Regions from separate parts of the Homo sapiens genome. Here region 2 is linked to region 1. A link is an interaction called in ENCODE POLR2A ChIA-PET data of the cell type or tissue named here. Cell type or tissue: Panc1. All regions are shown on one strand.

Evidence for each region. ChIA-PET counts read pairs that join two places held together with the same protein. Peaks named below come from ENCODE experiments on the same cell type or tissue, not always from the same donor. Only the 100,000 strongest peaks of a DNase experiment are listed, where the experiment ranks them.
Region 2: POLR2A ChIA-PET joins it to region 1 with 13 read pairs; 2 of 35 experiments call an interaction of 5 or more read pairs at or near these places.

Annotation. Positions count from the first base shown.
Region 1 is chr3:125,261,930-125,264,429 of GRCh38, forward strand. The region is part of intron 7 of ZNF148 (zinc finger protein 148); the gene reads right to left. Among named protein-coding and RNA genes, the nearest start is that of SLC12A8, 50 kb to the left of the region's middle. In Panc1, no CTCF peak of the experiment used is centred here; no DNase peak of the experiment used is centred here.
Region 2 is chr3:125,037,714-125,040,213 of GRCh38, forward strand. All of the region lies in intron 1 of HEG1 (heart development protein with EGF like domains 1), which reads right to left. Among named protein-coding and RNA genes, the nearest start is that of HEG1, 17 kb to the right of the region's middle. In Panc1, no CTCF peak of the experiment used is centred here; no DNase peak of the experiment used is centred here; H3K27ac peaks cover 1,596 bases.

The sequences.
Region 1 (2,500 bases):
AGAGAAAACAATTTCCACAAAAATTTTATTAATGAAATTCAAACTATGATAATAATAATGCATAACTTTTCACCATACAGTTCTACTAATGAAAACGCTGGAATTCTCTTTTATAGGGCTTCAAAATTAGCATTCCCTATCATTAAAATCAATTGTAAATGTATGTTAATGCTGATCTGCAATGAGATTTTATGCATTTCATCTTTGAAACCGTCTTGTCACAAAGACAGATACTGATATCAATCCATGAAAATGTGATTTTATCAAGCATTATTCACCACTTGGAAGGCATTTACAGAAAATTTTATTAGATCCCTGATATTTGCCTTTTATCATGTATTACACTGGACATTAACTACTTCCAATTAAAGAGTAGGCAGAGTTGCACAATTAAGTGGATTCTGAAATATGAAAACTTTCTTTGCACTTGCATCAAGGTCCAAAATCTGACGAAATTGTAGTTTGAGCTTGGAAAATACATCCACTGCCTATTTGTGTGAGAGTGGAGATTTTGCTTCTTGTTCTAACTGATAGCATAGGAAGTACATAAAACAGCATTTTGTGATTCAATATTAGGTGCTGTCAAGATAACTTTATCATGGGAGAAATTTCACATATAAACACTGGTTTCCCTTGTAATAACAGGCTGAATTTATTAAGAAACATTTTCAAGTCTTCAGCAGAAGCTAATTTCTAAAGCTATTCTTCAGTGATTGAGATTGGTGATATTAATTCAGAAAAAGTTTAATTTTGGCTTTACATTCAAAAGCTCCCAATAAGACTTTACCACTTCTAAGATATTAAACTGCTATATAATAGAGTAAATCAGAACATTCAGCTTCCATAGCTGACAGAAATTCATGGAACACTGATAATGGTTAAGCCCACCAGAGCAAATGAAGTTCACTATTGACACTATTGGTTCAATGACACATAATGTATTCAAATGTTTCTCACAAAGTACTGGTCACAAATACTAACATGAAAGGCCATAAACTTTAAATGCTTTGTATTTCTCAAGCTTTGTAAATTAGTTCAACTAAACTATTCTGTTCCACATGTATTTTTTTTCCCACCATTCGCTGTAACACAACTTAGCAGATCCACTTCAGTTTATATTAAAATGTTTTGTCAAGTTCTTTACTCATTTTTTTGAAAACATCTTGACATTTAAGTTGCATACCATTCCATTCATCCATTTAAAGTGTATAATTCCATTTTGAAACTATTCTTGCCTATAGTTGTTGCACAGAGATGAATTCTTTAGTCACTTCAAACCTAGTATTGACTTCTTGAGTAAATAACAGGGTAATATTGTAGTATAAGAAATATATATTTAGGCTGGGCACGGTGGCCCACGCCTGTAATCCCAGGACTTTGGGAAGCCAAGACGGGTGGGTCATCTGAGGTGAGGAGTTCGAGACCAGCCTGGCCAACATGGTGGAACCCTGTCTCTACTACAAATACAAAAATTAGCCGGGTGTGGTGGCATGCACCTGTAATCCCAGGTACTCAGGAGGCTGGGGCAGGAGAATCACTTGAACCCGGGAGACTGAGGTTGCAGTGAGCCAAGATTGTGCCACTGCACTCCAGCCTAGGAAATAGAGTAAGACTCTGTCTCAAAAAAAAAAAAGAAATATACATTCAATTTTTGTCCCCAGGTCCAGACAAAGAGCTCCTAAAACTCTAGTAATTTCCTGAGTGATCGGGGTGATAAAAGCATCTTTTGTTCTAATATTTGGTCTTTGTCCCTGATTCCTGACAGAGCTCCTAAAATCCTTTCAATTTCCTGAGTGATAGCAGTGTCTTTTATTCCTGACACAGAACTCCTGAAACCCTAGGGATTTCCTGGGTGATAGAAGCCTCTTTCGTTCTAATGAGGCGATCTTTCTGGGACCCTAGATAGCTTCAGGATAGGGGCTGGTCACCAGAAAGACAAGGCCTTGAGTAGAAGCCTAGAAATTTCAGCCCCATTCTCCTCAACCTCCAGGAAGGGAAGAAGGGCTAGAAACTGAGTTAATAATCAATCCATCATGCCTACATTACTAACCTCCATAAAAGCCCCTAAGTAATGAGGTTCTGAGAGCTTCTGGGTTGGTGAACACATCCAAGTGCCAGGATGGTGGCACACCCTAAATCCACAAGACAGAAGCTCCGGTACTTGGGACCCTTCCAGACCTTGTCCTGTGGACCCTCTTCATCTGGCTGTACAACTGAATCCTTTGTAATAAAATGGTAAATGTAAGTAAAGCACTTTCCTGGGTTCTGTAAACTGTTATAGCAAATTATCCAAACTCCCTCCCCCCATGATTTATAGCCAGTTGGTCAGAAGTACAAGAGGCCTAAACTTGTGATTGGCATCCGAAGAGGGGGCAGCCTTGTGGGACTGAGCCCTTAACTTGCAGGATCTGATGCTAACTCCAAGTAGTTAGTGTCAGCATTTAATTAAACTGTATAATAGGACAGCCGGCTGGTGTCCAAAGAGTTGGAGAAGTGTTTG
Region 2 (2,500 bases), 220 kb before region 1:
TCGCCTGCACTGGTGAGAAACTACTGCTTTCCGTGTCTCTAGAAATTCAATTCTTAATAAGAGAGGCAGTGGGGGAATACACAGACTGTGGTTCAAGTCAGACCATGTAGGTTAGACTTCTGGCTCCACCTCTTTCATACCCTATGATCTTAAGTGAGATCCTTAATTGCTTCATGCCCCAGCTTGCCTTCTGTAAAATGAGGATATTAACAGCATCTCCCTCACTGGGTTGTTGTGAAAACCAATGGAATGTAGACATGTAAGAGCTTAGAAAGAGTGCCTGGTACACAGTGAATGCTACATATGTCATAGCTATTAAATGGATTTAGGGTTGTCAACTTTTAAGAAATAGATTTGGGTGGATGACCTTGGCAGGCACTGCTAATCAATCAAAGCTCAGTGTCCTAACCCTTCTTCAGGTAGTGGACCACAGCCCATACCAGAGTGGCCCCAGGCTCCCAAGCCCTCTTGGAAGCTAGGAATCCACTCTGACAAAAGCACTGAGGCTAGACAAATGGCTGCAGGAACAGTTTGGGCCTCGCTGAATTCCACTCCACGACACCTCTCCTAGGAGGTATAGGGAGAGCTTAGGACGCACAGCGTGAGACCTGGGACCACCTCCAGCACAGCAAGCTCTTGAAGTCACTGGCCTGGTACCCCAAAAGAACAATATCCCACTGTCCCCTATTGAACTCCGGGTACCCCTCTATCTCTCTTATTGCCTACTAACTCTTCCTTGGAAAGGGATTAATAAACCACATAGCTGGAGCAGGCAACACCCCCAGCCCACCCCTACTGCCACTGGAGGTCTTGTTTGACTGTGAACATCCAAGCGCTTTACACCATTCCAGGTGGCATCGCAGTGGGGACAATGGGTCAAATGCTAAAATATGTACTGAAGTCCAATGACTGATCCTTTCTGAAGCCCTGAGTTCATCAGGGCCACTGTGGATGAATTCTGTTTAGGGCATGGCTCCCTATTCAGCACCTGTGTACACCCTGAGTAGGAGAGTAATTTGGAATAAACCTGCCACATGGAGGGCGAGGTGTCAAAGAACCTGCTCTTATTCTTGGTGGAGAAGAGAAACGGCCCTGGAGAAATGGAAAGGAGACGGGATTCCTCAAGCTTCAGAGCCTGGGCCCAATGAAGTCAGGAGTAAGGAGAAGAGGCTGTGCCCCCTCAGACATTCATGGGGTGGGAGGGGGCACCCTGGAGGCTTAGTAGGCTGGTGCTGTGCACCTCACCCAGGCCAGCTTCGCAGATGGTCAGAGACAATCATTCAAACCCCATTCACACCAACCCTCCTCATATTGGAGATTAGACATCCCATTTCTCAGGTATCTTTTGAGCTGAAAATACCATCCTTCCCTCTGTACTTAGCCCCCTGTGCTGGGCCATAACTTTCCCTTGTACCATGAATGGAGATTAAATTAACAAGAGCGTTTTATTGCTTGCTTTGCCTGTTTTTTTTTTCCTCCTAATTGACAACTTCCACTTCTGTAGCGTCTTAATGTTCCAAAACATCTGTTTGTGAACCAGCATCATCAGGGATGCTAGCACAGCCCAAGAATAGGATTTCCTAATTAGCAGCTGCTACAGAGTCAACTCCTTGCCACCCCCCACTCCCTGCCAGTGATTTGGGGCTTTTCAGTTTGCATTGTTTCTGAGCAGTGGAGTGAGTAGGAGCATACAGGGAGTGTGCTGTCTTATCCAAAGAGGTAATTTCCTCCTGGAGGGTCCACCCCACCCCCACACCTCAGCCTCAACCCCCGCAGCGGGCCAAATGACAAGCGCTGCCAGCTACAAGCTTCTGGGGCACACAATTGAAGAACAAGCCCTTTATTTTCTTTTCCCTCCATTTGGATTCAGATTTCACTAACATCTATTTAGGGCTTACCACGTGCTAAACATTTTCACATGCATTATCTCATTAATACCCTGTCAAGCGGGTATTATTATCCTCATATAGCACATGGGGAAACTGAGGGTCAGAAAGATTAAGTGATTGTTCCAGGTCACGCACTCACTAGCAGTACAGACACAGTCTGAACCTAGGGCTCATTCCATCACACTCCAGCTTATTCCATGAGGCTTTAAGGCACTGGCCAAAAGAACAGAGCCAAAAAAAAAAAAAACAACAAAAAAAAACAAGTCCCCCACAAAAAGCCAAACTGCAGCTTGAAACACAACTGTGCTGACCTTGTTTCTCTCTAAGAGGAATGAAATGGTGCCTATCACACGGGCTTTGGAATCAGACAGACTTGATTTGACAACAGCTGCACATTATTAGCTGGAAGACTGAGCAAGAGGACTTCTAGATCAGCTTCTAACTCAGAGAGGATTTTTACGCATAACGAAAAGAATAAGAGAGAAAGAGTGGAGCCATAACGGAGAATGAGCTTGAGGAACAAGAAAAGTCTGTTTTTGATATGTGACGTTTGGGGTGATGTTACAACTTCCAAGGGAAAATGTCTGGCAGACAGTTAAAGATTTGGGACC